7 separate regions of the Homo sapiens genome follow, and regions 1, 2, 4, 5, 6 and 7 are each linked to region 3. Evidence: chromatin loops called from intact Hi-C (ENCODE). Cell type or tissue: MCF 10A. All regions are shown on one strand. Each heading gives the region's core, and the rest is flanking DNA. Links, peaks and the distances in the headings are about the cores only. Region 1 has its middle 65 kb from the start of MIR3125. Region 2 overlaps MIR3681HG (MIR3681 host gene). Region 3 holds the start of LOC100506474 (a long non-coding RNA gene). Region 4 overlaps MIR3681HG (MIR3681 host gene). Region 5 overlaps MIR3681HG (MIR3681 host gene). Region 6 overlaps LOC105373430 (a long non-coding RNA gene). Region 7 has its middle 190 kb from the start of MIR3125.

What was found. Peaks named below come from ENCODE experiments on the same cell type or tissue, not always from the same donor. Only the 100,000 strongest peaks of a DNase experiment are listed, where the experiment ranks them.
Region 1: a loop joins it to region 3, with 5 times the contacts of the local background. A loop is called at or near these places in 9 of 110 quality-filtered maps.
Region 2: a loop joins it to region 3, with 25 times the contacts of the local background. A loop is called at or near these places in 8 of 110 quality-filtered maps.
Region 4: a loop joins it to region 3, with 9 times the contacts of the local background. A loop is called at or near these places in 16 of 110 quality-filtered maps.
Region 5: it touches region 3 in a loop (4-fold over the local background); 2 of 110 quality-filtered maps call a loop at or near these places.
Region 6: a loop joins it to region 3, with 10 times the contacts of the local background. A loop is called at or near these places in 69 of 110 quality-filtered maps.
Region 7: a loop joins it to region 3, with 10 times the contacts of the local background. A loop is called at or near these places in 50 of 110 quality-filtered maps.

What each region holds. Positions count from the first base shown.
Region 1 is chr2:12,799,770-12,804,327 of GRCh38, forward strand. No RefSeq gene overlaps it. Among named protein-coding and RNA genes, the nearest start is that of MIR3125, 65 kb to the left of the region's middle. In MCF 10A, for the core only: no CTCF peak of the experiment used is centred there; no DNase peak of the experiment used is centred there.
Region 2 is chr2:12,431,519-12,436,076 of GRCh38, forward strand. The region is part of intron 4 of MIR3681HG (MIR3681 host gene); the gene reads left to right. Among named protein-coding and RNA genes, the nearest start is that of MIR3681, 230 kb to the left of the region's middle. In MCF 10A, for the core only: no CTCF peak of the experiment used is centred there; no DNase peak of the experiment used is centred there.
Region 3 is chr2:13,004,993-13,009,550 of GRCh38, forward strand. It overlaps LOC100506474 (a long non-coding RNA gene), which reads right to left and starts at 2,021. Exons shown (of 6, transcript NR_038434.1): 1 at 1,879-2,021. All of the region lies in intron 1 of LOC105373436 (a long non-coding RNA gene), which reads left to right. In MCF 10A, for the core only: a CTCF peak has its summit at 2,112 (motif pointing left); DNase peaks (open chromatin) are centred at 2,089 and 4,239.
Region 4 is chr2:12,172,007-12,176,564 of GRCh38, forward strand. All of the region lies in intron 3 of MIR3681HG (MIR3681 host gene), which reads left to right. Among named protein-coding and RNA genes, the nearest start is that of MIR3681, 25 kb to the right of the region's middle. In MCF 10A, for the core only: a CTCF peak has its summit at 1,751; no DNase peak of the experiment used is centred there.
Region 5 is chr2:12,315,926-12,320,483 of GRCh38, forward strand. All of the region lies in intron 4 of MIR3681HG (MIR3681 host gene), which reads left to right. Among named protein-coding and RNA genes, the nearest start is that of MIR3681, 120 kb to the left of the region's middle. In MCF 10A, for the core only: no CTCF peak of the experiment used is centred there; DNase peaks (open chromatin) are centred at 2,306 and 2,726.
Region 6 is chr2:11,862,085-11,866,642 of GRCh38, forward strand. LOC105373430 (a long non-coding RNA gene) reads left to right here. Exons shown (of 5, transcript XR_922803.3): 5 at 3,766-4,200. Among named protein-coding and RNA genes, the nearest start is that of MIR4262, 27 kb to the left of the region's middle. RefSeq lists an enhancer at 1,399-1,448 and a silencer at 1,719-1,768. In MCF 10A, for the core only: a CTCF peak has its summit at 1,708 (motif pointing right); a DNase peak (open chromatin) is centred at 1,907.
Region 7 is chr2:12,929,563-12,934,120 of GRCh38, forward strand. No RefSeq gene overlaps it. Among named protein-coding and RNA genes, the nearest start is that of MIR3125, 190 kb to the left of the region's middle. In MCF 10A, for the core only: a CTCF peak has its summit at 1,855 (motif pointing left); a DNase peak (open chromatin) is centred at 1,829.

The DNA.
Region 1 (4,558 bases), core at 363-4,362, 210 kb before region 3:
GGTGAAATATATCTACAATGAGAATTACAAAACGGTGCTCACAGAAATCAGAGATGACACAAATGGAAAAACATTCCATGTTTATGAATAGGAAGAATCAATATCATTAATGTGGCCATACTGCCCAAAGCAACGTACAGATTCAGTGTTATTCCTACCAAACTACCAATGACATTCTTCACAGAACTAGAAGAAACTATTTTAAAATTCACATGGAACCAAAAGAGAGCCTAAATAGCCAAGGCAATCCTAAGCAAAAAAAATAAATAAATAAATAAAAATAAAATAAATAAATAAATAAATAAAAAATAAAAGTCCAAGGCTGGAGGTATCATGCTACCTGACTTCAAGCTATACTACAGGACTACAGTAACCAAAATAGAATTGGTACTAGTACAAAAACAGATACATAGACCAATGGAACAGAATAGAGAGCCCGGAAGTAATGGCACACCACACACATATAACCATCTGATCTTTGACAAAGTTGACAAAAACAAGCATGGGGAAAGGACTCCTTATTCAATAAATGGTGCTGAGAAAACTGGCTAGCCATATGCAGAAGACTGAAACTGAACTCCTTTCTTACACAATACCCAAAAATCAACTCAAGATAGATTTAAGACTAAAATGTAAAACTCAAAACTATGAAAGCCCTGTAAGATAACCTAGGAAACATCATTCTGGACATAGGAACTGTCAAAGATTTCATGATGAAAATGCCAAAAGCAATCACAACAAAAGTAAAAATTGACAAATGGGATCTAATTAAACTCTTTAAGCTTCTGCACTGGAAAAGAAACTATCAACTATCTGTATCAACCTACTGAATGGGAGAAAATATTTGAAAACTATGCATCTGACGAAGGGCTAATATCCAGCACCTATAAAAAACTTAAAATAAATTTACAAGGAAAAAACAACCCCATTAAAAAGTGGACAAAGGACATTAACAGACGCTTTTCTAAAGAAGCCATACATGTGACCAACGAGCATACAATAAAAAGCTTAGCATCACTGATCATTAGAGAAATGCAAATAAAACCCCCAAAGATACACCCTCTCACATCAGTCAGAATGGATGCTATCAAAAAGTAGAAAAATAACAGATTCCGGCAAAGTTGTGGAGAAAAGGGGACGCTTATACATGGTTGGCGGGAGTGTACATTAGTTCAACCATTGTGGGAAAGCACTGTGGTGATTTCTTAAAAAGCTGAAAACAGAAACACCATTTGACCCAGTAATACCATTACTGGGTATATACCCAAAGGAATATAAGTCATTCTACCATAAAGACACACACACACACACACACACACACACACACACGTTCATTGCAGCACTATTTACAATAGCAAAGATATGTAATCAACCTAAATACCCATCAATGGTAGACTGGATAAGGAAAATGTGGTACATATACACCATAGAATACCATGCAGCCATAAAAAAATGAGATCATGTCCTTTACGGGAACATGGAAGATCTGGAGGCCATTATCCTTAGCAAACAATGCAGGAACAGAAAGCTGAATACCACATGTTCTCACTTATAATTGGAGCTAAATGATGAGAACACATGGACACAAAGAGGGGAACAACAGACTCTGAGGCCTCCTTGAGGATGGAGGATGAGAGAAGGGAGGGGATCGGAAAAATAATTATTGGGCACTAGAATTAGTACCCAGGTGACAAAATAATTGGTACACCAAACCCTCATGACATGAGTTTACCTGTATAACAAACCTTTACATGTACCCCTGAAATTAAAAGTTTAAAAAAGTACAGTTTCTAATCAAGTAGGTCTGCTGCAAGCCCTGAGAGTCTGCATTTCTAACAATTGATGTCAATTGTGCTGGTCCAGGGTACATTGAAAAGCAAGGTGCCAAAATAGGGCAGGGTCTTGCTCACCTCCATATCACTTGCATTAAGTAAATATTTGTTTAGTTTCTGAATTGTAATGGGCAGCAATCTTTCCTCTCGATGATCTGTTGAAACTGACCTAATTGTTCCACATAACTGATGTTTATGGTTTCTTTGAATAAACATAGAAATTGATCCTTCCTGTCTTAAAACTTGAGAAAGTTACATTTGTTTTATCTGAGTTCCTTTCTCACAAAACAAACCATCAGCCTCCCCAGATAGAATTAAGGAGCTGAGACTTACCAGATCACTGCACCCAGACAATGAGATGCCAGACCCCTCATCCATTATATCTGCCTGACTGATCACCTGCCTCCTCTTGACCAACTCCTCATCTTGACCTCTCCTCGGTTCCTGTTTTTTTAATATATGGTTTATACATGATTACATTTCTTTCCTTGATATAGAAACCCCTAATTTTAGGCAGTCAGGGAGATGAATTTGAGACTGATCTCTCATCTCCTGGGCTGCAGCACCTGATTAAAGTCTTCTTCCCTGACAATACTTGCCTCAGTGATGGGCTTTCTGTGCAGTGAGCACCGGGACCTAGACTGAACCCCTGGCTTTTTATTCACACTGTCATTTCAATCATGTAGCTGCAAATGTGTAAGCAGAGCATGAAGAAGTAGTTAAGTACAGACTGGACAGATAAATCAGGCACAGTCTATAGTTTGTAAGGATAACCGATGTCAACAAGAATTGTCTAGCTCTGGCTGTAGGGACGTTTTCAGATTATGCTATTTGTGATGACCACATGAGCAGCTAAGTGGAGCTTGTTACTGGCATTCACATGGCTGTGGCTTAGCGTTGACCATCCATTTAGTATAACTGAAAAATAAAGCATAAAACTCTGATCTTTTAGGAAATGTACTTTGTGGTAGTAGGACCAGGATGTATTCCAGTCCTACCCAGTACATTTAAGCCAAACAGACCAGTCCTTACACAATGCTAGTTAGTTGGCAGTCAGTAAACAGCAGACCTAGGAACTCTCCTGGAGTCTTTTCACCTCTGTTTCATCTGATCCTTCCCACAGAACAAAGAAGAGGACCATGGAACCCAGGAAAAGTTTTCTACAAGACATGTTTCCTATTCTAAGCTCTGAAGGGTAAGTGGGAATTAGCTCAGTCACATAGACAGTGGGAAAAAGCATTCCCAGCGGACAGAACAGTATATACACAAAGGAATGTGGGGATCTGCATGCAGCTCGCTGTGGCCAGAGTGTAGATTATGGGATAGAATAAGGAGGTGTGAGGTGAGACTGAGAAGCACACAGAAGGCTGATAGTGAAAAAACACAAACTTCCCTATGAAAGGATGACTGTTCCTTTGGAATGCTCTCATTTTCAAGGTGGCACCTGAAGTATGAGGTTCAATGGCACTTCTCCAAGGGTTGCCTGTGAGCCTATAACATATTTTCCCTCATTGGCTCTGATGGACTTCCTGGAAGACCACAATGAGATGGGTGCTGAGAGTCCCTTGACCACTTTTCACCTTATGGCTTTCTGTCTTCCTTTCACAAGGAATGTAGAAAAACAGAGACAACTTACAAATTGGGTATTTCTGTCTTAGCAAAATGGAATTTGAAGATGGGAGGTTTTAAGTCTCCAGAATATCTCACATTTTCTGAACTATTTCTGATATTGAATGCTGAACAGTTGTTAAAGCTGAGTTTCTCATATGTATGATAAACATATATATATAAACACACATATTTATATACATATATATCTTTATCACATAAAACAAGAATTTTTATTTAGTGTTGTTGATTTTGTTGCCTTTTTCCTTAACAGACTTTGAGTCTAATTTGAAACTTTCTCAACATGACTGGTAAGTTGAAAATAAAGAGAGACTGTGACCTGAGTAACAAGAATTTTAACACAAGGAAATTATGTAGTTTATTTTATTTTTATTTATTCAACCAAAATAAGACAATTTCTAGCTATTTACATTAACCCTTTAGTAACATCTGTGGAATGTCTATGAAAGCAATGTAATTAATTCTACATGTGCACATGTGCATCTGAAAGAGTGTTCTATATAACATCTGTTTTCATTCATATGCCTGGTGCATTATTGCATCATGATGTATTCTTTGTGGCATTATTTTAGAAATCTATTACCACAGATCACCAAAAGATCTCTTGTCCTGTCATCTTTGGGATAATGAACACTCTCCATATGTGTAAATCTGTCAAGCCATGCCTTCCTAAAGTGGTAGTTATTAATTTACAAATCAAAGAAATCAATCTTACCTTTTCCAATCAGTGACTGTTTTATTGCAGAAATACAGAAAGGGTCATTAGCCTGAACTATAAAGCATCTCATCAAAAAGCCTACCCATAGAGAGCAAGTTAATCTTTCTCACTTTTTAAAAAAGAGTTTTTTAAAATCAAGACATTCCAAGATAGATTCAATGTTTGGAAAGATAATTGATAAAATAGACTAGCAACAAATTCACTTTGAAATTCAGTGTGAATTATTTTTTATTGTAATTCTTCACACTTCCATGACTAATATCCTCTACAATGTTTAACTTGAGCTCTCATTGGTCTATACCTATTGAAGAATGTCCTTCAGCAAGATATCAAAATAGGCCTAGTTTTATTTTATGGGTGGATTCTCAAGAAACAGAAA
Region 2 (4,558 bases), core at 401-4,400, 570 kb before region 3:
CAATTAATTCTTGCTTTTGTTCTGTGTTTGTTAAAGTTGCCATTAAGGTCAGAAAAATTCTTTATATAGAAAACAAAACAACAACAAACACCAGTGTGGTACTGGAGGAGTACTGGAATAGGAGCCAGGAGGTCTTGGTTCTAATCTTGCCTTTGCTACAGGTTTGCCACCTGACCTTGGACAAACTGCTTTATCCCTCTGGGTCTCCTCACAATCAAAATCCATGAATATTTAAGCTGTGACACATTTGGAGACGCACTGCTGAACACATAATATTATTATGCAGCCCAGTGTCTCAGAGTTGCCATCCATAGTCAAGGAGAGCTTTCTATACTTTCAGAAATAGCATCTCGTTTTTAGATAAGAAGTTTTAATTGAACTATAAAGGAGTAATATGCATTTCTTTTCTTTCTCCATTTTTCCTTTTTTCTGAGGCAGGGTCTCGCTCTGTCACCCAGGCTGGAGTGCAGTGACAGGATCACAACTTACTGCAGCCTCGATTTCCTAGGCTCAAGTGATCCTGCAACCTCAGACTCCCAAGTGGCTGGGACTACAGGTGCGCACCACCACTCCCAGCATTTTTTTTTTTTTTGGTAGAGATAGGGTCTCACTATTTTGCCAGGCTGGTCTAGACCACCTAGGCTCAATCAGGTATCCTGCCTTGACCTCCCAAAGTACTGGGATTACAGGTATGAGCCAGGGTGCCCAGTAGTAACACCCATTTCTGATAGAAACTTTGGAAAATATGGACAAAAGCAGGAGAGAAGGAAAAGGTAATCCTGTCATGCAGAGGTAACCATGATTGTTTTGATGTACTTTTGATAGTATTTTAAATATATACATTTATAAGCATATTGGGGAACATATTATATTGAGATTTTTAAAGTTTTTAAAAATTATTTATTACTGTAAACAATCTCCTATGCAATTAGTCTTCAAAAAATGATTTTTAGTGACTGACCACATAGGACTCCATCAAATGGATTAAGTGTAATTAATTTGAACATTTTTCTATTCTTGGTCTTTTCAGTTATTTGGGTTACTTTTGCTATTATAAAAATGCTGTGGTGACTACATATTTGGAAATATGAACGTATTCATGCCTTTTCAAATAACAAATTGGAAGGATAAGAATTACTGGGTTAAAAAACTAGGCCAATTTTAAATTGTCCTGCAGAAAAGTTGCAGCAATTTATCTCACCAGAATGTTCTGAGGATGTTATTGTACACCTGCTTACCAATGTCAAGGAACATGTAACAACAGCAATAAGAAAAACACAACACATTCTCTAACCTACTGAGAGCAGATTTTATTTTACTGATGTGTTTATATTCATTTCACTGATTATTCGTAAAGTTAACGTTTTTATTTCACATTTGCTTGCCACTTGCAAGACTTCTTTTGTAAAGTGCCTTTTGTATTCTTTGAACACTTTTCTATTAAGGGGGAGTGGATGTTCAGGCTTTTCCTATAGCTTTAAAGCCCTTACATGATGAGGATGTAAAACATCGCTATGCTTGTGGTAGATTTTTTTTTGCCATATTTTATTTTATTATTGTTTAAGGTGTTCTGTTTATAATATCTAAGGAAATATATTTTTAGGACAGAAGTCAAATTCCCTGAAGGCATGGAAATATAGCACTTCCCACCAGAAATACATTCTTTTGGTATTAGCACAGAGCTTTTAAAACAATAAACATGAGATTCACATCAGAATTGTCTCTCTCATTTTTTTTTAAGTGAGGTGCAATTCTCGGCCCATAACAATAGCAAAGTCTATAATTTTCATCTTTTAAGTCTATAGCTTTTTAAAAAATAATGCAAAGTATCTAAAGAAGAATGCAAAAATCACTTTAAAAGTTATGTTTTCCATCTCTTCTCTCCATGAAGCAGAAATCACTGTGAAATGGAAGGCATCATGAAGTTAGAACATTCTTTCATGAGGGAGTATTACTGTTCCAGAAGAGCCTAACAAGATATAACTGGAGGGATGGAGTCTTTCCAAAAATTGGCAAAAATGAATAAAAGCTTTAGTCTGAATCCCATGAAGCAGATGGATTAATGCTTCTTAGAACTGGGAGCTTAAAATTTGGATTTTTAAGCATCACTAATTTTTCTTTTATGAACCCTGTCCCATTTTAACTCTTTAGGATTGTAAGTCTATGTATGCATTCTCCTCTTTTTTTTGATATCCTGAATACTTACATGCCTCCTTCCCTCCGTCAACCATGGAGCTTGCCTCTGTGCTCCCCAGCTGGCACCTGGTCAGCAGGGGCCGCCATGGTTTTACTGTTCATACTTTTAATGTTAAGCTATGGCCTAACCAGCTCCTGTATGCCATACACCTGGCCCAGATCCTCCATGCAGGTGACCTAATATCACATTTGCCTTCCTACAAAAAGGAAAATAAAATAAACCATGTATAACATCTCACTGAGATATAACTACTGCTAACATTCTGCTGCCCTTCCCTCCAACATTTCTTCCTTCCATGCTATGTATAAATATTATACATGCTACTGTTTTCCACTGGTTCATTTGAAATTACATTGTCATTATTTTCCCAAACTGTAATTTTTAGTGGGTATAGGAAAATTAATTGAACTATCCTCAACAATAGGTAGAAATTTAGGATGCTTTCTATTTTTCCCTACTTTTGGTAGCATTGACAGAACAACCTAGCATTCATGGCTTTGATTGCAATCCAGTTACTTTCTTAGGGCAAATTCCTAGAGGTTCCAACGTTGTCTTATGTGGATATATAACCCCCTTAGCATACAGATTAAAAACAATACGAAAGAAATCAAAGCATGTTTGTTTGTTTAGAAATGTTTACATTGAGAAGAATGTTTTGGTACATACCAATATTTTACCTTGTGTTTTATAGGATGTGTATGCATATTTCCAATTTCTAAAAGTCATGATTATGACCTAATTTTGCATAACAGGAATTTGAGGAGCAGAGGAAAGGGGAAAACATTAACACAGTTTCTAATACAAATGCCAAGAGGCTCCAACTAGAGAATTATTTTCACCAGAGTTTCTAACCCTTGACTTCTAGGCCTTTCTACTCTAGGAGAAGTGACAAGATTATCCCCAGTCTGAAAACTAAGGAAGAAAATCCTGTTTAGCTGAGAGGAGAGGAGAGGCTGGCAGGGGGGCTGATGCAGGAGGTGATAGGGCTCCCGGTGATAAGAGGTGAGAAGAACAGTCTCTGTGTGCCTAGAGAAGAGATTACCAGAAGTCTGCTATCTGTTTGTTCGCGGATGTCGGACAGGCAGGATCGGTGATGGCAGGTCTTGGGGGAAGGATTATCAGGAGCTAAAAGCTGTCTTCACCTTGGCTGCTAAGAACTCATCTCGGATCTTCTTAGAATTCCAAATCGGACTTTTCTCCTAGCAGTGGCTACATCCTTAACCTCAAAAATACCCGTATTAGCAGATCTACCTCCATGAAATAGACAATTCTTGACAAACTAGTCCCAGCCTATCATGTCCTGCTTCTCCCTGCTTCCCTCTCCCATCAGTGCACTTGACTCTGTTCTGTGTTTCCTGGTTGGAGCAGTCATGGCGCTTCATGTTTCTAGGCCTGTGCTTAATGCTATTCCCTCTGCCTGGAGGGCCTTTCTTCCATTTGGCTTGCTGGAATCTCTGCCTTACTCCTAAACTCCTGAATCATTTTCCTTCCTAGCTCCATAGAAATAATTGCTCTCATCTTGTTCTTCATCAGAAGAATTGATGCTGGGGATATGCTTCCACTACAGCAATATTTCACTGCAGCATAGGTTGTGACGTTGTCTTTCCCATGAGTCTGGACTCCTTGAGGGCAAGATCTGTACCTTAAAATGATCCTTATAATTTTAGGTTCTCGATTAAGTCTCTGACAACATGGATAGCAATAAATATGTTTTTACTGAGGCAAAGAAAGGAGAACACATGAAAAAAAAGGGGGAGAAGGAAAAAAGAGAGAGAGGAAAAGATAAATGCCAATAAAATGTTTACTAGATTGAATTTAAGCGGCAGTTTATGTTAAAAGTGTAAGTACAAGTATGTTTGGATTTGGTGTCTAAGACCTGGAGCTGTATGAACGTGTGAAAAATCTCTCAAACTGAAGATTAATTTAACTCTCTGGAACATGGCCAAGAAGAGTTTGAAGGAAGTAAAAAAAGGCCTATGAAGAACATGCATAAATATATGAAACTCATGCACGAAATCCTCTGAACAGGAGGGTTTTCCTACTTGTCAAGACCTCTCTCAGAGAGGGCTTTTTCTCTGTTGTTTATGTATTTGTCTTCTGCCCTGAGAAGTTAAGTGTATTTCCAAGAGCATATATATTTCTTTTCTTAAGCATTAAACGTTATATGAATCATTTGCATAAAGGGGGTTACATTTCATTTAGGAAATGGCATTTCAATTCCCAGAAGTACTAGTATGTGGAGATTAAAATTCAACTGCAATGCAGTGCACTGCTCTACCACATACCACGTGGGGCGTGCCGGTCTCCCAAAAGCCATCTGCAAATGTGTGAATTAAGAACAATGGGATGTTTATGACTCCT
Region 3 (4,558 bases), core at 273-4,272:
GATCAGAAAGATAGAAAGTGCAAAAGAAATCATGAATTTCAAAGTCATTTCACCAGTTTTTAAATAGAGAATGTCCATTTCACCAGTTTTTAAGTAGAGAATGACGTTCATTTTCCTAGAACTCAACATTTTCTTTAGTTGCATATTTGTTGCATATAATTATATTAAAAACTGAAGGGAAAAACACACACATTGCCTGCATAGTCACGTGGTGGGTTCTGAGAGGAACCAGCAGGAAAATGAAATTATGACTCTAATAGAAGAACTGAAAGATGGATGACCTGATATATTCAGGGGTTATCTCTAGCAAAGATGGGAATCTCATTTGGGTAGTAATTAATTATAGGTGCCTCAACATTTTCATTTGTTATGATTAACTTAGTTTAGGTGATCAATCTTGCTTGTCAGCTCCAATAGATAGGTAGAATTTCCAGTCTGAGATGGAAATTATTTTGATATTAATCAATCTTTACTTGTTCTGAGATGACAGTTTTCCCCTGTTACCAAGTCCTGAAGCTCAATTAGCAGCCTGGACATTTTATGTATTTTCTACATTGGCAAAAGGAAAACCATGTATTATTTCATAAGAGTTGAACCTGTTGCAGAGACTAAAGTCAGTGTCTCTCTTCTTTGGCTATGCAAAACCAAACCAAACCAAACAAACAATAACAACAACCACACACACACACACACAAAACAAACAAGAAAAAACCCAACAACACAAAAACCAAACCAAAACAAAAAACTGCTAACATAGTCTCGGGCCTTCTCTTTACTGCTGGCATTTTCTTTCTTGCTCACGCCCTTCCAGAAACACTGGCTTCCCTGCCCTTCTCCAATACATCAGGCATATTCCTGTCTCCAGTTCTTTGCACTGGCCTTTTCTTCCTGCACATATCCTTTATGGCCGTGCAGCCTTTTCCCTTAAGTGCTTCCTGTCCTCCTTCCTGCCTCTGTTCCTCCTCCACAGCCCCGATCACTTTCCCGCATACTGTGGTATTTTATTTTATTTATTTATTTTTTTGGTTTATTGTAGGTCTGCTGCTATCAGCATATAAGTTTGTGAATTCTGGGGCCTCTATCTTTTCTGTTCTCTGCTGAACTTCCAGAGCTGGAACAGTGCCTGCCATGTAAAAGGCACTTCCTACGTAGCTTGTGAAAACATGAGTGAGTCTTCACAGTAACTATGCTTTAGCATGTCATTAAAAACAATTTCAGTGTTGTAAGAATTAAACCTCCTACGAACATTTCTGATATGCCGCATACCCATGACTTGCTAAAGACACAAATGAGCACTTAAATATGACTTCCAAGAGATTGTTATTCAATTCTTGGAAGTTTCATTTTCTTAAATTTTATCGAAAATACTGGGTTGAATTAAAAATTCATAATATTCCTAAAGAAAAGAAAATCTTTGCATTTCTGAGTCAAATACTTACCCTTTTAAATCAGAATTTAAAAAATAAAGTCAGTTTACTCATCAATCAATTGCACATCTCTTAGAGAATCTAAAAAGGCATTTTGCTATGTCAAGACTTGAAGAATGGGACCACATCTGTGTGCTCGAGATGCTTATAGTCCAGCTGCCTTGGAGCACCACTGAGCGTGAAGGAGGTGGTTTGTAGCTGGGAAGTCTGGTCTTAAATACGGTTGCTGCTACAAACTCGGTGAATAGTATTAGCCAGGTAACCTTTCCTCTCTAAGCCTCAGTATCTCTCCCTATTAAATAGAACTGGAGATAATGATAGATAGAAGAACTCTAAGTTCCCTTACAGCAGCAAAATGCTAGATTTTAAATCAAGAGATAATAAAACAAAACACATAGCTGGCTTTCAATAAATACTTCTTGGCTTGAAAAAAACGAAATTATTATCTCACTGTAGTGGGAACAGGCTCCTGCAGCTGGTGAAAGACAATCCTCCTTCTAGCTGCTGAAGTTGAGCAGGTCTGCTGTAACGAGGAACAGATAGCATCAAGATCATTTCCAGGACTATCCTGGATGGAAGATCTAGGGAGGGAGCAAACCCACCTAGTGCTAGAGGACAAACACACCCCGTTCTTGGGAGGAGACCTCAGAGGCGCTTTGTAATGTGGCTCTGGCGCCACCTGGTGATTATTCCTAGAATTTTTCCTGTAACTCCAAGGCTACCAGCGACAGACAAAACACCCTGCAAAGGATTTATCAATGCATTAAAGCTGTATGTAGTTCAGGGAATGGGAGCAGAATAAAGAGACTATTCTGTCATAAGAACCAGGACAGAATGAAGCTCCAGAATCCCGTATATTTACATTTAAAAATAATCATTCACACAGCAGCTGAGACTAATTCTGGCCAATGTAAAACCAAATGGACCCAGCTGTTCTCTGACTAGTTGAACAAGCTCAATCATTTCAATATCATTTTTATTGGTGATTTTAGTTCACACCAAAAAAAGTTGTACAACTCTTCAGGGTTGAAGCAGTGTTAGGCGCTGGCCGTGGAGACAGGGAGTCACACAGTCGCAAGGAGCTTGTATGCAGACGGGCTTTACACCCAGTAAGTTGAACACAAACCGGAGGACAGCATTTCTCATGTGGGAAGTACAGCGGGAATGTTACAGAAACGTGCCTGTGAAAGTTAACTAACTGTGGACCAAGCAGCATTGGGCATAGTCGAAAAATCAGAAATGGCTTGGCAGTGACTTTTTGCAAGTCTTCACATTTTGATGATCGAAAGTGAAGAAGCTCATTTACGGTGGAGGGAATTGGCATAAAAGAGCATGGAGGTCAGTTAGCTCAGGGTGTCCCCCACACATCTGGCTGGGTGTGCAGGATACAAGAGGCAGGGCTAGAAAGTTCAGGAGGGCTCAGGGCAACCTTAACCCTGAATGAAAAGGTTGGACTTTACTGCCTGCTGGGATGGGGGATGAAGTATTGGAAATTCATGAGGCAAAAACCATGTGAATTTATTGGAAGGAAAAGCTAAGATTTTTACAAAAAAAATCTGTGATCTTTAGATTTGACTCTAGTTAAACTCTGGGAATCTCTAGTTGGGAAGAATATTGATCACACTCACACTAATACTTTAACGTTATTTATTTATTTATTTATTTTGGTGGGCAAATATGCTTCAAATGTCATCAGTCCTCCTTGGGAGATATTTGGACATCAAAAGAATTATATATATATATGCTTAGTTAGGAGTAAGTCAAATTAAAGTGTAACATTTTTCATATTTGTGATTTTAAAAAATAACTCATGTGAGTTTAGTTTTAGAAGAATCAAAGAAATTACTTAGGTAAATAAAAATGCAGTGCTTGTACTGAGTAGGATTGTATGAAGTCTGTTCATCATCTTAAAAACAGGCAAGGAAGATTTTCAGCAGAATGAGATTTGCTCGGATATTAGAATGGACACATGAGAATTAAGAACAATGGTTCCATTCACAGATTTTAAAAAGCCTTCACGGATGACTGGATCAAAAAATCTTTGTCATTTTAGATTTTGTTAATCTTTGAACGTTAATAATTTTTAAATGTTCTGTGAAAAAGGATACACATTTTAAAAATGTATTTAATGTTTCATATTAACAAGTTATCTATGTTTCCCAAACTTGCTTTCAAAAAATAAAATTTTCTGGGGAACATTCTAGATCTCTTGAATGAGGACAGACTTTGCAGGTGAATTTTATGATCTAGCAATTTGGGAAAGCACACTGGAATTGCCTTCTTAAAATCCTCATCAAACAGCTGACAGTCATCCCCACAGATGAGTAAATGATGGTTCAGAGAGGCTGAGTGGCCTGAGGTCCCTGAACAAGGTACTAACCATTGGGATTCTAGTGTCTGTCTATCTGGGTGATTCCAAAGCCCAAACTCTGCCCAATATACGTGACTGCCCTGCAAATAAAGATGATCTGACAATTGGGCATCTGTAAACATCTCTCTATACACAGTTCGTTCCTTCCACAGTTCAAAAGTCAGCATCTATATTGGACCAGCGGGAGGTAGGGAAGTTCAAGAGGTGGGCCACTGGCTGTCCTCTTACAGGCAAGGCCAGGTCTTACAACATTTGAAGGCCCAGGGATGTGCATTGGTTTGTCTGGTTAGCTAGTGGATTACAATGGAAAACCTCCAGCCCCTAGACTTTGCTCACGACTCCCACAGCTGATCTTCAAAGAGCTACAGGAAGAAAGCACCAGCACTTCCACCTCTCAAATCAGAGCATGGATGAAGCAGGCTGATGCTCCCAAGCCGGCATGCCCATGCAAGCTGATTTCTTATGACTCACACAATAGAACTGCATGGTTGCCATTTAGCAATAGCACTTTTTCAAATAGGATATTCAGTTAATTCTGTTTTGGATTATATCACCCCTGAGAACTACAAGGAATTAACATATCTTTCAAAGATGAGAATAGAAATAAATTAGAATAGGAATGTGTTCTCCATTCTATAGCAACGTAGAATGCGTATTCTCAAGGCTAAGAAAAGACTAGCACGTCTCTACTTTATATTACTTGGGTTGACTAATGTAGTCTTGCATATCCTGAAGGATCAAATGCAAAGTGTTTAAAATG
Region 4 (4,558 bases), core at 184-4,183, 830 kb before region 3:
GCTGGATGCCCTGCTCACATCTTGGAGTTGATTAAACTCAAGAAAATAGGTGGCTTGGAAAGAAAAACCTCAGGATTCCCCTCTCTCTGGCCACACTGAGCCTCAAAGCTGATATGGCTCTGCTGGGGTTGGTGAGGGCAAGAGACCTTTTGTGCTGTCACTTTCCTTGTCCCTTTCTAGTACTGAGAGGGGAATGTCTAGGTAGTTTCAGCTTGACGTGTGCTCATACTCTCTCTCCCTGTCTCCTTCCCACCATCCACTGGCATTGGAAAAGAGTGAGCTTTTGGTCCCCAGTTGCCATATACTCTTCCCCTCAAGCAGCAGCAAGCCCACACCTTTGCTGTCAGAGGAAGAATTGAAGAGGTGGCTTTAATAGGTGAACCTCCTTACCCAGCACCCCGTTCCCATGCCTGTGATCCTATCTTCCATGCCTGAGGCATCTGTTTTTAGTTTTTAAAATTAATGTTTTAATTTAGAGATAATTTTGATTCACATGCAATTGTAAGAACTATTACAGAGACCCTGTGGTGTACCCTTAACTCAGTTTTCCCTAGTAGTAACATCTTGGACAACTATAGGAGAATATCACAACTAAGGCATCGAGATTAATACAGGCAAAGCATAGAACATTTCCATCATCACAAAGAGCCCTTCTGTTGCCCTTTTGTAGCCACACTCATTTCTCTTCCATTCCTATCCCCTTCTTAACCCCAGTAACCATTAATTAGTCTGCCATTTCTATGAAGAGATCCACTGTAAACATAGGTGCACAGGTTTTTGTGTGAACTTAAGTCTTTATTACTGTGGGATAAATAGAGGAATCCATTCCGTAAGATGTTCTAACATCCCCTCTGGAGGATGGACACTTTGTAGAACCATGGCCAAGGTTAAGTACTTAGGAAAACAACAGGTAATACATTAAAAATTTAGATATTGCCCTCTCAGACGATTATTAAGACATGTATTTGCCCATGTTAGAAAATATGATGAAGATATTTTTCAGATTGCATATAATAAAAATACTATGTAAACATAATTATAGAAAAAATCATTTGCCATTTAGTACTACTTTCCAAGCACACATAGGCAGGAATAGATCCAAAATCCCTGGAGAGAGTGAAGCTGGTAAGTAAGAAAGATTTATTTTTCACATGTTGAGGGGAAGTCCTCACTGCTGTGCCTGGGCTGGTACCATCACACTAAGTGTCAGAGAGTGACGCCAAAGGAGATGTTTTCCTTTCAGAACTCTAATCACTAGTGAATCCCTCCCTCCCTTCCTTCCTTCTCTCTTGCTCTCTCTCTTCCTTTCTCTCTTTCTCTCTCCTTCCTTCCTTCCTTCTCTCTCTTTCTCTATAACTCTGTTGTCTATCATCTCTGTCCATCTCTATCTGTCCATCTACCTATTTATCTATCACTATCTGTTAATATATCTATCTGTCTATCATCTGTCTCTGTCACTCTATCATTCTATCTATCATCTATTTATGTATCATCTATATAATCTACCACTATCTATTATCTATCTATCTATCTATCTATCTATCTATCTATATCTATCTATCTATATCTGTCCCTCTATCTAATCTATCAATCACTCCTACTACATCTATCATCTATCTATCTATCTATCTATCACTATTTATCTATCTATCATCTATGTAATCTATCTTTTTTTTTGCAAGTTTGAAGGACTGAAGGAGCAGAGGGAGAATGCTCCAGTCACCCAGTGCCCACTAATGGCTGGGATAAGGACTACGCTGGGCAAGAACACAGGCATAAATGTGAATAGGATTTCATCCCTGTGGAAACTCCTTCCAGAGGGGAAGTGGGTCTCTCTCTGGGTCTCTAACAGCCTCATCTCAGGAGATAGTGACTGGCTTGTGTCTTTCTTCCTTTCTTGGAGTCCTAATCCCTCAAGCATTTCTGGATACTGAGATATTTCAGACCCAACACATCTAGCCCTTTCTCAGCTCCTTTAGAATTTCCTCTTTCCTTCCACTTTTTTAGAGATAATATGTGGATAGAAAGAGTACTGAAAAAGACTTAACCTTCTGGTCTCCTTACATCCTCCCTTCCTGAATTGCAGGCAGTACAAAAGTCACATTCCAAAATGATCACAGGACCAACTGCTCAGAGAAAAGTGATAGGTCAGCATTTCTGCATGGTAGCTGTCACCAAGTGCAATCTATCCTTATGGTATTTATATATTTTCGTTGAGGTATTATTGCATCTAGTAAAATACACAAATCTCTCAGGTCCAAAGCTAGATGGATTTCTTACATCAGTGTGTACGTTTGTAACAACTGTTCAGTCATGATATAGAACATTGTCATCATCCTGGATGGTCCCTCGGGCCCCTTCCTACTCTGTATTCACCCCCTCAAGGTTAGTACTGCTCTGATTTCTGTATTCTGGCTGAGTTTTATAAATTTAGGTTTAAACTATGGTTAACAATTTATAGCAGAATGCATGTGCAGCAACACATAAAAAGAGGAAACATTTTAGAGAAATATAAAAATGTTAGATTTAGTATTTGATGAAGTAAAAAAAAATTTGCAAATAGATGAGCCGCACCCACTAGGAACCCATGAGGCAACAATGACCTAGATGTACAGATAGGAGACCCTTGGTCCAAAGGTACACGGAAGGAAGACATTTTCTAAATTACCTTTTGGGTGTGCACTTGTTATTCATATAATCCCCAAACATCAGAGATGGGAGAGACTGAAGTCAGCACCTAGGTTCATCTCCTTTCTTTATAGAGCGGGAAACCAAGGCCCAGTGGAGCTACGACATTCACACAGGCCTCAGAACATGTTAATATCAGCACTGTGACATTACACTGTCCATCCTTCAACAGTAGGACATGGCTGTCTCTTCTGTTTACTTATCAAAGGATTAAAATAAAACATCAGTAAAAATTGAGAGACTTGGACTGTTATGGGCTGAATTGTTCTCCCCTAAAGTTGATACATTGAAGTCCTAATTCTGAGTACCTCAGAATGTGACTGTTTTTGGAGATGGGGCCTTTAAAGAGGTAATTAAGGGAAAATAAGGTCATGGGGTTGTGCTCATTCAATAGAACCCATGTCGTTACAAGAAGAGGAGTTTGGAATGCAGACATGAATAGAAGGAAGACCATGTGAAGACACAGCAGGAAGACGCCATCTACAAGCTAAGAAGAGAGGCCTTAGAGGAAGCCAGCCCTGCCAACACTTTGATTTCAAACTTCCAGCCTCTAGAACTGTAAGAAAAATACATTTGTGTTGTTTAAGCCACCCAGTCTGTGGTACTTTATTATAGCAACTCCAGAAAACTAATACATGGGCTGACAAAAGTAGCTGGTGTCTATTTGCTTATTCTATGTGTTCAATTATACATTTACTGAGAACCTAATATGTGCCTGTTACTCTGGGAGATGTTGCACTAAGGACTTTAAATATATTAACTCAATTAATCCTGAGCACAGACCTCTGAGGTAGGTATTGCTATACCCATTTTATAGATGAAGAAAGCAAGGCAAGACAAACTGAGAGAATTAGTCAAACTGACACACCAGCAGGTGGTAGAGTCACAGACATGTAAACGTGGGCAGTGTGGCCTGACAGAGTGAGTTGTGGGAGACAGAAGTCAGCAGGAACATGGAAGAGAATAATTCTCCCAGAAAAGGAGTGGAGATTTACGGAAGAGGAACTGAGGCTTGAAAAGTGAACAAGAGAGAATGACCGAAGGCGGTGGTAGTGGTATTTCCGTTTCAAGGCATGCAAAGAGGCGTGAAACAACATGGCAGTTTGGGAGAATTGTAAGTAGTTGTGCATTCGTTCAAAGAGAAGTGTTGAGTGAGAACACAGGGGCCAGATTACTAGGGTCTCGTATGATGAACTACTCTGGATGGAAGTGATCCTCTGGGCACTGGAAGACCCTGAAGAGGGTTAAGAAAGAGTGATCAGATTTGAATTTTATAAAGTGTTCAAGGAAGTGTGGCAGGGACTGCGGTTAGAGGCACACAGCCCATTTTCCAGGATGGCAGTGGTCTTGGCATGAGAAGGGTGAGCCAGGACTGTGGTCAGCATCTCACAGGGGATGAAGAAAAAGGAAAAAGTATCTGATGCTGAGAAAACAGAAAACGCAAGACTCAGTTTGCAGCAGATGAAGGAGAGAACAGGTCCAGAATCATTCCCGGTGTTTTGGATGACTTGACTAGGAGGCTGATGCCAGAGTTAGAGACAAAGTGGGTGCACACTCTGGGATCCTGGGTCCCATCGTGCAGAGGCTGCTGGCTCTCTGTAACCTGAGCTCAGAAGGATGGTCTGGAGGGGAGGCAGGAGAGGCATCAGTGTAGAGATGGGGACCCAAGCCAGGACAGTGAGTGAGAGCCTACAAAATGCAGAGGAAGTACAGCAGAGAGTTGGGGCAAGTTGGGGCAAAAATCTGGGTGGCCAGCAGCATACAAGAGATGTAGAGACAGTGGAGTCTGGAAGAAAAGTCTGGAAGGAATGATCTGATACACAGGAGGAAAACAAGATATGAATAGTCCCACCAAAACCAAGGGAGATGC
Region 5 (4,558 bases), core at 216-4,215, 690 kb before region 3:
TCAACCTATATTGGATAAGCCATATTTACAGAGGTGAATTTGATTTGTAGATATGACCTTTTCCTTGCCCAATGACAGTACCCTGAGGTTGAAGTCTGTTGCTCAGAGAATTTGGATGCACTAGCTTCTCCAAATATCTGCTCATCCACACAGCAGAGGGATAAGAGGAGACCAGTCTGCTTCTCCCTCTTTCCAATCCCTAAACCTTATAATTTGTGTACAAAGGAACTAATTTTGAAGAGCAGAAGGTCAAGGAAGACTAACAAAAATCTATCTTTTTGAAAGAAAGCAGCACTGGATTTAGGTAGCCATACAAATTGTCCCAAGTGGTGTTCTACTCCAAAATAGTGTGCACACCTTTTTAGCCCTACAATGAGTTGGTGGCTGACTGTGCCAAGTGCCTGCTTGCAAAGCTTTCCTCTGGAAGGGAGCCCTGGAAATGCTGAGCAGTGGTGACCCCACATTGCCTTTGGGGGCTGAATTGTCACCAGCCACAAAGATAGATCCTTTTACCTTTTGCATAATCCAGACATGTGGTTTGGAAGAGAAATAATTCATTTAAATCTCCCCTGCCTCTCAATTTTGCATAAAGTAAATTCAATTCCATTCAATTTGCACAGATTTACTGAAAATGTACTCAGGGTTGGGCCCAATGTGAGGTGTTGTGGACACAGTGGCACATAAGACACTGTTTTGGCCCTTGAGGAGCTCATAGTGCAGAGGGAGAGACAGTCAGGTAAAAAATGACATGGTACAGAGATGAGTCACTCTGTTGTGGCAGTGACAGTATAACTGTCCAGTGGGTTCTTCTTGCCCACTGCACAAATAAAGAGCATGACGTTGCAGTAAAGGAAGAGTTTAATGGATGGAAGTCTGGCCATACCACGTGGGACATAGAGTTACTACTCAAATCAATCTCATCCAAGGCTCGTAGGTCAGGGGTTTTTCAAAGACAGTCTGTGGGAGAGGGTGGGGGTGGCCAGGTAATGGGTGTTTGCTGCCGAATCGGGGCAGAGATGAAATTACAGGGGGTCAACAGTGTCCACTTGAGCTCAGTTGCTTCTGGATGGGGGTCATAGGAGCAAGGGTCAGTGGGCCCAAGTAGAGCCATGTGTGTCAGACACGCAAAAAACCTGAAAAGATAGCTCAATTGGCCGATCTTAGGTTCTACAATAGTGGAGTTATTTGCAGGAATGGCTGGCAATCATCTATGTCTACACCTTACCAAAATTCAGATTCCCCTTCTCCCCCAGGTGATGCCCTTTCATTCACTTTACAGAGGTAGTTGAGTTTGGGGGAAGGCCTATTATCATTTAAACTATAAACTAAATGTCTCTCAAAGTTAGCTTAACCCAAAAGCCCAGGAATAATTAAGGGAAAGGCAAGATAAGGATGGGTTTGATCAGATCTTTTACTACCATAATTTTGTTACTACTATAATTTTTGCAAAGGTGGTTTCAACAGGATAGCCTGCGTTGACAGGGGAGGGTGTGTAAAGACCCTGGAGAAACCAACAGAGGTGGCCTGGGGGCAGCCACAATATCTGAGGCTTGGAGAACACAAATGTGTTAACCCAGCAGGCCAGAAGCAGTGTGGGTGTGAGGTCAGATATGTCACAGGCAGAGAGAACACATGCTATCAGCAAAGGCACAGAATCTGAGAGTCCAGCACGCCAATGGAACAGAGTGTGGTGTGTGGAAAGAGGGGCACAAAGGGAGGCAAAGCCCAGGATCGTGGATCAAGGGTGATCCATGCCATGACAATAAGGACAACTCCTTATTGTCATGCAATGCTTCCCAAGATTTTATTGACAGGGCAGAGACACAATCAGAACTGTGTATTAGAAAGATGTCCCTGGAAGCTAGGGATAAGAAAGTTTGCAGAGTGAGGCTCAGCAGGGAGCCACGGACTTAGGTGGGAGGCTATTCCAGGTATCCAGGAGAGAAATGGGGAGGCTCTATGGAGAGTGTGGGAGTAGAATGAGGCTGGCCTTGAGGAATGTCAAGAGGGCAGGACTGACAGTTACCACCTGGACGTGAGACACTGGGCATGGGAAGAGTGCTGCCAGGCAAGTAAGTCTCAGATCAACACACATGCGTTGCTAAAGCTACTGACCAAGGCTCTGGCCAGATTGATGGCCTCCTGGCGGTGGCCTTTACTGCTCCCCTTGTACACCTGAGGCAGAGTTACTTACATTAATGTCTGTGTCTCTTCCACTGCCTTTGCAAACAGATCCCTGAGTTCTAAGTGAATCAGAGCCTGCATGGTACTTTTCCTCTGACTTCAGACTAGTCATACATTTTGGAATTCTTCCATGTTGAACTTTCACATCCTGCACAGAACACTCGGGCCCTGAGACAGCCCTACGCCATTTGGTGAGACCTTTGGTGAAAAGTCAAGGTCTGGGTTTATGACACAATATTTTTTCCTGGTCTATTTATCCCTGGCACAGTTCAGAGCTGGCCTATTGGAACAGGAGGTTCCAGCCTTCTCATTCACCTGGGCACTCTCTAACCTCAAATCAAATTCTACTGTCTCCCAGATTACATTCTGAGTTCCTAAATATGTGGGGAAAAATACTCTCAAATGCCTCCCTAAGAATACACACAGTCATAAAGCTCACGTACATTCAAATTGCTTTTTAAAAACAAAGACCGTGAAAAACCAAAGCTATAAAAGTATGTGAATCATCAACCCAGAAATCATGCCTCAAGGCACGCCTGACAGCATGTTCGTTCCCGGATGCTTTTCCTTCACAAATTATGGAGGCTGCCGACATCCTTCTGGGGAAAGGATTATCTGATTCCGCAGGCAGTTAAGAATAACATGTAAATGTCATTTAGATGAGCTATTTCTACATGGATCAAAAGACACACTCAAGTTACCAACTATGATAGCCAAACCCTTTATTTCAATAAAATCAGAGCAAACCCACAAAACTCTCCCAACTGAATTAGCACCATTGTGGTGTGGGAGGCATTCAGACATTCCTTCCAGGTTAGTAGACTATTTGCAATTCAGCTGTTTTACTGATGTGCATGTTATATAACTGCCACCAGCCATGGGGGAAGCTAGAATCCAAGGCGTCTCAAAATTTTCCACTGTGTACTCAAAGCCAACAGGAGAGAGTGAATGAATACTCCCTTGCTTTATGGTGACATAGCTAAAACTGTCTTTCCAGTAAATACCAGAGTGAGAGGCAATGTAACATAGTGGTTATATTTATGGGTTCTGGGGTAGAGTGTCTTGGATTTGAATCCCTATACGTTTGGGAGCTGCGTGTCTTGGATAACTTCTGTTGCCTCTCTCAGTTTGGATTCTTGTTGGCTTCAACGATTTTATCTTCCTTATTGAGTTACTCTGAAGGTTAAGTTAATAGATGTTAATCCTTAATATATGTTAAGTTCCTCTATTTAAGGGCTCCATAAATGTAAGCTATTGTTTTAAAACAAAACTGTAAGCTCTATGCCTTGTTTTAATTCAGGCAATGTTGCATTTTGCTGTCTCTGTGTCTCTAATACAAAATAATGTTTCCCTCCAAATTTCCAGTAGAATTGACCCTCCCAGGAGAGGTACCATATTTGTGCCTGGATTTGCATAAAACCAGGTTCACTGCCACAGATTCCAAGACTGACCTCACCCTAATGTGAGAAGCACAGTCAGACTGAAGAGAAGGCAGAGATGCTTCCCTACCAAGGCTCCTTGGAGATTTATTGTTGTTTATTTTCTAGATAACTGAGTAAAAACCAATTTTTGTAGGTAATGTTACCATGGAATGGATTACCTAGTTGCTGTAGTTTAATGGGTAATGTCTAGAAAAATATATGTCTCAAAGCTTTGTTGTTTCTAAGGAACTTCACTGGTGACTTTACTTAGTAAGTCAGCACTATGTAGTACAACGGTCACTGTCCAGATCTGGAGATGAAGTAGGTGGAGGGAATTGTGGTGTATGTTGCTTATTACTGTCAAAGAACACTGGCTTCAGAGTCAGGAAACCCGGGGTCTAGGCCTGCCTTTCTCTTGACTTATTCTGTCATTTTGCACTTAGGATTCAAATGCAGGTGCATTGATTCTAGAGCTCATAACCTTGGCTGTTTCTTTATACATCTGATTAAAAGGCTGTGACTACACTGCACATGTCTTTTCTGAGCTTGTGATAGGCCTGCTTATCTCTGCTGGTTTTTACTTTTAAGAAGCCACTGGATTGTTATACAATCAGTAAACATGCATGCTCTCCGTAAATCAATCTGGATCTGCATCTGATCTTTTTCCCAATCACTGGTCGCGCATTTCTGACTGTGTATTAGAAACTCAGTTCCCCATTTGACCTTGTGTTTTCCCACCAGTGGTCACATCTCATGTATGTGACTTCCCCTGTGACTGGCACCTGGCAGGGCCATGGTAAAATTGGTTTATTACCCAAATGCATGAAATCATAAGTCTCTGTACCACTTAAATGAAATGACAATTCTAAATACAAATTTAATTCGTTTGTACTCAAGGAACAATGCCATTTCTATGAACAAGACTAAAAATAAACTGTGAAATGATCTTTATC
Region 6 (4,558 bases), core at 157-4,156, 1.1 Mb before region 3:
TTCATTTAATCAATAGTCACGGTGCATGTCTCTCAGGCAGTCTGGAAGTCATCTTTTCTAGGTAAATACCAAGACAGGTCAGAGCCTGAGAACAAGAAATGAGTGTTCAATGCTGGCCTAAAAGTGTCTGGGGAGATTTGCTGGATGTTGAAACTTTCAGCTCTCAAAGCTTCTGACATGCTGCTGTTTTTTGAAGGTAATTTTTCTCGATGACTAGTTGTGCATTTCCCTCCATTAGTTAGGGGCCTCCCTTTTCCCTCCCACATTGAGAAGGGCAGTCAGTCACATCTGTGGAAAGGTGCCAGGTCAGGCCAAGGGGCTGAGAGCTGCCTGGGTCCAAAGCTAGAATTGCAGCGGCTGGTGATGGCCAGGTTCCCTTTCCAGCTGGCTCAATTCCTTTTCTTTTTCTTAGAGGATTTTAAGAAACTGTGTTCATTTGTTCATTTATTCATTCAATGAACTCTTACTACTTACATCAACAGCATGCACACATGAAGACAATGCTTTAAGTGTTATTGTCAACTCCAAACATATTCCCCGGGTAGTCAGAGAAGGGAACACTAAATGGTGATGGGGTAGGGAAAGGTTTCAAAGAGTGGGGTGATGTTGGATATAGGCCTTGACGGTTGAACGGGAGTTTGCCCGAGGGCGATGTTCATCCCAGTCAGAGAGAATGGAGGAATAATGGATAATGGAGGAATTAATTGCAAGGATTCAAAGATGTTACCTATCTCAGCGTTTAGAGATGTTGATGTTTACTGTGTAACAGTTGATGACTGGTGAAGTTTTTGCCTGTGTGTAGGAGTGTTGGTGTGTAGGTATGTTTCTGTGTTTGGGGGAAGGATGTGTGTGTGTGTGTGTGTGTGTGTGTGTGTGTCGGGGGGTGGGATTAGGACGGGATGGATGGACATGTTGGTAGAATTCAGCATGAAAAGGCTTGATGTACCTGAATATCACTAGACCTTTGAGAAGATAAGGGTCCTCCACTGAGACATGAAACAACTGGGTGGCTGGCGAAAAGCTGTCACAATAGCAAAGGGTTCTTCAGAACTTCAGTGGTAGCCTGTCACCTGTCACCTTGCACCGGTTTGAGACTCTTTGAAATCTGGTGCCTGCCTATGCAGCTCCATCGTCTTTCTTCCTTCTGTGGCCCCTCCAGGACAGCTAAATGCTAGGTTGAGGTCAACAAGGAGTAAAACCTACCCTAGGCTTTGAAGTAGTTTGTAATCTTGTCAGATGAAACAGGAGGCGGGGAGGATGTCATGCACTGGGCGTTTCCGGAGAGCCATCTGCAATCGCAGCCACCACTCTCGGTTTGCATTGACTTTTTCCTATTTTGTTGGGTTCAGACAGGCATAGTACAAAAACACAAGTTACTTCTCAAGCCATATTCAGCCATTCACTCAGCCAGCATTTATGTTCCAGGAACTATTCCAGCCTCTGTGAATGAGTTCAGAACAAGGAATGGTTATTCAATGGCAACAAATTCGTCCATTCTTACCCTTGGTGAAATTAATCACCTCCCTGAACCTCAGTTTCCCATCTGTAAGATGGGCATAGCAACTCTTTCCTAACCAGAAGGTACCTGTGGAAGCCTCTGGCTCAGCAGGTGAGAAGTGTGTTTGTGTTCCTCTCCCCGACGCCCTCCCTCAGTACTTGCTTCCCAAGACATTGCTTTCCTTTGTTGGGTCAGAGGTGGGGTGTCGTTCCCCTTGCCACCAGCAGATGGTGCCCAACAATCCCCTGCAGGGAACCGAGGCTGCCCGCCTCCCCCAGTCTCCCCACCATCCAGCTCCCTTCCGCCCCTTCTCTGGGACACGTCAGTCATTCCAGGTCCCAGGCAGAAAGTTACACAAAACACTTTGTGTCTGTCAGCAGATTCCTGGAAGGTCACGCTGAATGATGAATGCTCCTGGGTAGGATTGGAGGGCTCTTTTTTCTTTCTTTTTTTTTTTTTTTTCCTTTTCTTTCTTTCTTTTTTTTTGTCTCCCATGAATTGCATCACTGGGCAGCCTCTTGGCTGTATTCAGCCGACTCCTGCGGTTTTTAGACCTTTCCCAATTGTTCGGTGTCTGCTTCCTCTCCAGGACCCTTCTGGCCAAGGCAGGATATTCAGGGTTGGCTGTGGCCAGGGAGCTGGCCATTGTCTAGCACATTCCATACACACACCCTGCCCAGCCCATCCTCCACTCCCAGAGCCTGGACAGACTGTGGTCCTTGGGACAGAGACCTGGTGCATTGCTGTGACCCCAGGTGACAATCTCGCTGCCCTGATTTCCAAATAAGGGGAGCCTGGCCTGGCAGAGAAATGAGCCTAATTTCCAAAGTTGAATTTCCGCCAGGATCAGAGCCTTTATATATCCTGGTCTTCGGTGTCCCCCTTCTTCCTGACCACATATAGACTGCTTATGATATTTTTTAACTTTGCCAGCTCTTTACCCAAATTGAGTAGCCATTTTGCTTTTGTAGATATCCTGAGTTGGCTCCAATTTAACATCCTGACCCATCATCCTGGTGTTAGGTATTAGGACCATGGTCCTGATATTTTGCTTGAGGAAAATGAGCCATACCACTCAGAGGTGTGGCATATGTGGCATGTGAAAGCACCTTTCTCCTCCATCAGTGGCCTTACTGATGCAGGGCAGTGGGAGTGAGTGTATGTACACAGAGCAATACAAATGAACCCTGCTCTCAAAGTCTGCGCAAAGGGGAGTGAGAAGACAGAGCAGGTGTAGTCCCTGGAGTGAGCCCTGCTGCAGAATAGATGGAAGGGGTGGGTCCAGGAACCCCGAAATGGAAGCAGCAGTGGCTCTGCTCCCCATCACCCCGAGCAATCACGTGGGGATTTGTGTCTGTCTCTGCAATTTTAGGCTCTGAGGATCTAAAGCTCTTGGTGCCCGGAGGGGAAATAATTATTAATACCATCAGGGAATACAGTAAAGAGCCCACTAAACGTAAAGCTGCAGTTGCTGCCCGGTCATTTTGGGTTCATGTGCCAATAGATCACTGGGCAAGGAAAGGAGTTACTACCTCGGTAGGAGTAATGAACCCAGCCAGGTATGGTAGCTCATGCCTGCAATCCTAGCACTTTGGGAGGCCGAGGCAGGTGGATCACCTGAGGTCAGGAGTTTGAGACCAGCCTGGCCAACATAGTGAAACCTCGTCTCTACTAAAAAGTTAGCTGGGCGTGGTGGTGGGTACCTGTATTCCCAGCTACTCGGGAGGCTGAGGCAGGAGAATTGCTTGAACCTGGGAGATGGAGGTTGCAGTGAGCCAAGATTGCGCCATTGCATTCCAGCCTGGGTGACAGAGTAAGACTCTGTCTCAAAAAGAAAGAAAGAAACAAACAAAAAAGAGTAATGAACCGTGCTCATCACGAGGAAACAGTGAGCTGCTGCTTTCATAATGCTTCACAGTGGGGGCAGGAGGAAATGTGTTGGGCATCAGGTGATCCCTTGGGCACCCCCGGCACTCCCACACTCAATTCTAAGAGGAAATGGAAAGGTTCCGCAGCTATGGCCTAATAAGAACAAGAAACCCGGGGGCTAGACCCTCCCTGCACCCCGCTGCCCCAGGTGAAGATCTGGGTACCATCTCCCTCAGGAAAATCCACATAGCTCAGCAGACCTCCCAGCTGCTGGGGAGGGAAATGTTGTATCGCTGGTGGAAAAGGGAAATGGTGAGTTTCGGAGACAAACTTGGGACCCACTCAGCAGTGGAGGCGGCAGTTCATCCTAACATCCTTGCTCTTTTATGTTTCTCCAGAAATTGTGATCAACCAGAATCCAGAACACGCTGTGCTTAATGGAGTGAACTGCCTGTGAAGCGCAGGTGTGAGGGGCGGATGATAAGTGACAGTGCCGGTGCCCCCAGCGCCCTTTTACCTGATGGCTCACCCGGCCTACAGCTGCGCCCTTCCCTTTGAATCGTCTTGGGTAACGGGTGCTGCTTTGGAAATGCCTGGAAGGTCATGTCCTTTGTCTGGGGATGGCTTCCAGCTGTGGTTGACTGATAGCAGGGGGCACAGAAGGCCAGACACAACTTGCCTCAGGTGGGCCGACTCTGAGGGTTTGTTCGGCCTCCACGTGGACTTCAGCTGAGCCTGCATCTTTGCTTGGCTTTTCCCACTGGCCTATTCTGCTTCCCTCTCCTTAAGGGTTCTCCCAGGAGAACTCCCTTAATAAATCACTTGCACAAGGATCCCTGTCTTAGCCTTTGCTTCTAGAAAACCTGACCTAAGATAAATAGGTCGTGGGAACACGAGAGAAAGAGATACTTATTTTATCTGAGGGGTCAGAAGAGTCTTCCCAGGGCAAGTCTTGAAGCTCTGTGTAGGAGTCTGACTGTGCAAAAGGGTGTCCCAAGCAGAGGCGATGGCATAAGTAAGGTACAATCGTCGTGCCTCCTGCCTGAGAATAGCCAGCTGTTTCGTTTGGCTGGAGTGCTGAGCAAATAGGGTGGAGTGGGCTGTGAGTGGCAGGAGAAGCAGATGGGCATGACTATGTGAACATCCAGAGGAGGAGACTGGGCTTTAAGCTTAGATCTCAAATACTTCTGC
Region 7 (4,558 bases), core at 200-4,199, 76 kb before region 3:
AAAAAGAAGAAGCTTCTGTCAGCCAAGGGAGATTCAGCAACTGGGTGCTTAGCTCTGCCATGCCACAGAGCACCTCTTCGCTTCTCTAAAAGTACTTAAAAAAAAACAACTGGCTGTTTATGCATTTTTATTCTCACTATGTTGTGAGCCCCTGCAGGACAGAAATTGGACATTACTCATCCATATATGCCCAGAACCCAGTAAAAAGCCTAGCCCTGCGTAGAGCTACTACGTGGCTGGACTCTAGGAGTCCCCACTTAAATACTGGTGTTAATGTGAGTGATGGAGGCAGGGCTGTGCTCCATAGGAGGCCCACAGAGAGCAGGTGTTCCCTAAATGATGACAGAGGGATGGGCTTGTTTCAGCCAGCCAGCTTCTAAGAAGTTTCCAGTGAGATCGAACTGCTCCTTCCCCTACATTTTCAGGGCATTCTATTTAGTATGCACCTTTCCCCCTTCCTCCACCCCACCACATTCTCATCACAGTTCTGTGTGTCAGAATGATGTTTATCCCTAAGGCTATTTATGGGCATGACTGGATTTTATCTTAGCTTCCTTGAAGTGGCCCAGTCAAGTGAAATGAGTCTGCATTTTAAACAAAATAATGTGCTTCTTTCTAAAACAAGATTTTTTAATCTATAAAATATAGCTCATAAAACCCTTTTCACACATAATCTATGCTAAGTAATATCTTTTTCTTTATTGTCTATTTCATTCCTCCCTCCTGGTGGGCACACCATGAGAGAGTTCCTTGAACGGGTGTGTCAACTGTTTCCCAGTGGCAATAGGGCCGTTCTGCCTGTTACTGCAAAAAATGAGGTAGAGTTCCCATATCTTGGAGGATATATCTCTTCATGGGAAGAGAAAAATCCTAGCTCTGCATTCCAGCTCATGGGCTGTGTGCACCAGCTATTTTGGGGAAGGGGAAAGCCAGTCTCACAACACTTTCCCCAGAGAAAAGATGCCAATCTCAACATTAACCATTAGGAAACATCATTAAAGCAGATGAGAAATGGGCTGCGGACATTTTTATGAGCCCAAAATACTCTACTTGGAGGTTTTATGGAGACCACAGGAAGCCAGAGAGACAATGACATCCATACCCTTTTTTTAGAGTCTGCTGAGCTGAGGAACAATCTCTGTGCTCCATAGAGTGTGTTTTTGCAAGTGTAAATTACCATTGGGGGCCATGTCAAAGTAAGCCTTTTTCAGAGACTTGTGCACCTGTTGGAGATAGAATGCTCTAGGCCAAGTAGTTGTGGGCTTACTGTCCATATCCATCCAGAGTTGCAAAGAAAATACTTCCTTTTGATTCCAGGACAGTCTTGGAATTAGTCTTTAGAGAAGGCTATTCTGCTTAAATCTGCATGGTTGCAACATTGCACCAGTAATCTCTATATATTGGTTTTCTTATTTTTTCATATGACAAAATGAAGCTCAGAAAAGTTGAGAAACTTGCACACACACACAACTAGTAAGTAAAGGAATCAGAATTTGACTCTGCATGTTCTTCCTTATGGCACCACCTCCTTATCCAAGCCCAAAATGTAGATTTAAGGCAGGGACAGGAAAGAGGGTGTGCATACAGAAGTGGCCCCAAATGAGGTCTCTTGGGTCTTTATTTAGGGCAAGCTCAGCAGAGATATTTTTTTCTCTGTACATCAGGAATTGTGTTTTTAAGGCATTAAACCACACAGTGAAAATAGGAGAGAGGTGAGCAAAGTCCTGGCAGGTTGCTCTCTGCCTTCAGTAATGCAGTTGTGTGTTTTCCCGGGAGCCCTAGAAGAGGGATGGGGAAGATGGTCCAGAATAGTCCTGAATTGTAGAGCTTTCCTATTTATACTGACATCTCGTGGTAGTGCTGTGTGACTGCAATCTGCATTGTCTTGGGAGCCAAGCATTCAACTTTACCAATATTCATTTTACTCATTCGTGAATTAATTGAACCAGAAGTTGTTACTAAGCACTTGGTATTTGCCAGGCACTGTGCTAGACACTAGAGAATACTATGACATGCTCACAGAAAGATCCTGGGAAAGACCAAATTGGAAACTCTTAAAGGAGCTCAATGCTTATCAAAGCGTTAAGAACAACAACTAGTGAATGTAGGTGGCAGAGTTGGCCAGGTACTTAGTAATGGTGGTACTATGTCCTCTGCATTTATCATCCCATTGAATCTTCATAATGATCCTCACTGGTGAGTATTCTCATTCAGATTTCAGATGGAAGGAAACTAAAACTATAAGAGGTTATTTAAAACACCCTAGTTTAAAAACCTCCTAAGCAGTGAAGTTAGGATTTGAACTCTGATTTTTGAGATCTCACAGCCAGAACTATACTTCTCTGTGAACAAACAGCAAGAAGAGATTAATTCCAATGGTCAAGTGTCATTTGAAAAGGGCTTAAGTTTATTTGCACGAGATTTAGCCCATGACAATCATGGGTATCAGACTTCCCAGATGTCTACTAGTTAAATGAAACTAGGTCTGTTCAATTTAATTTAATTTAGCAACCAAAACCCTACTGCTAACATCTTTGTGCATATGTTTCAGTTGGTCTTCTTCTATAAACTCGTAAATACATGAATATATAAACAAAAAAGGGAATCATACTGTATATGCTGTTTGTAACTTTCTTATTTTGTCTAATTTATTAGCTTCCTATTGCTAAACACCAACTTATCACAAATTTAGCTGAAAACAACTCCCATTTATCTCATAGTTCTGCAGGTCAGATTTCCAGGCAGGCTCGATTGGATTCTCTGCTTAGGATCTCACAAGGACAAAGTCAAGATAATGTGCCCAGCTGGGCTCTTATCTGGAGGCCCTGGGGAAGAATCTGCTTCCAAGCTCATTCTGGTCTTGGGCAGACTTGAGTTTTTTGTCACTGCAAAACTGAGGACCTTTTTTATTCTTGCTGGGTGCTGGCCACGGACCAATTTTGCTCCTAGAGGCTCCTCTCAGGTCCTTGACAATGACCCTCTATCTCAGCAATGGACAGCCGCCTCCAGGTCAAATCTCTCCCCACTTCTAATCTCTCGAAACTTCTCTTCTACTATTATCTGGGAAAATTCCTATTTTCAAAGGGCTCTTACCATTAGGTTAGGTCTACCAAGATGACCTCCCCTATCTTAAGATCAACTGATAAGTAACCATAATGACATCTGCAAAATCCCTTTTGCTGTGTAATGTAGTATATCCTGGGAATGCCACTGGGGCAAAAGTCAAGGGGCATTTTAGAATTCTGGCTACCACGTTTAACAAACATGTTTTCAAAATGTATTTATTGACAGCGTACTTTGTGCTTGAGTCTAGGCTCTAGAGCTATGATAGTGAACAGAATACATAAAAACTGCATTCATGTAGCTGACATCTAGTGTCCTGGAAGGAGATTTTCTATATTGAGGAATATGCCTATATAACTTTTCATTTTTATAGATATGTAATTCCACTGTATAAATATACCATAATTTAAATAAGTACTTCCAGCTATTGAATAATTTAGATTCTTTTCAATTTTTGCATTTGTAAACAACATGGCAATAGAATTCTTTTGCACTATTTGCAGATAGATGCCTGGAAATGGAATTTATGGGTCAAAGTGTATTATTTTGACACATGATATTAAACTGTTTCCTGGAAAGTCTTGACAATCCAGCATTCCTGCCACCATTTTTTTTTGTCTTTGCAAATATTTTCAGTGAGATTGAATTTTTTACCTCTATATTATGTACATATATAAGTATATAGTATATTTATAATCCTTTTTATGCCTTTCCTAGTCACATTTTTTGATGATTTTTTTTCACTAGGATTTGTTTTACTTTTTTGTATCATTTTACTACAGTTATTTAAAGTATTAACTTTGCTGTTACGTATTACTACAGATTTTATGCCAGTTCATTGTCTTTCAATTACATTTATGGCATCTTTTGATATAACATTTTTGTAATCCAATTTATTCATATTTTCTTTTAATAGTTGGTAAATAACTGGATTCATAGTTGGTAAAGCTTTTTCATTCCTTTATATAAGAATGCAGATGTATATTTATATACACATGTATATTTTAAAATTTTATTTTAGTATAGGAATATTTAACTTGGTAATAAATTAGGGACTACACATTATTTTTCAGAAGTGTAACCAGATGTTCTGACATTACTTCATGAATAAACCAAACGTCTCAACATGCCCTCAATGTTTATAAATACTTTTTTCTCTTTCTTAACTTTCTATATATTTTCACTGCTTGGGTTCCCTTGCATGATCCCACAGGAGTTTTATTGTTACAACTTTAGGATGTTTTAATATGATAATCCCAGTCTTTTTTCATTACTCTTCTTAAAAATATCCTGGTCAATCTCACACTTTATCCTTCCAAATATGCCATAAAAATAATTTTAATTCAAATCCAGACTTGTTAGTGTTCAATCTGAACATGAGAACAATATGGAAAGGCAATATCAGCTTTGGAAGCCTATGAATTAACTTCATATGTCCCTAAGTCCTTCTCCTAGCCCGTCCATGCTCCAGTTCATGATTACCTGAGAGTCTCTG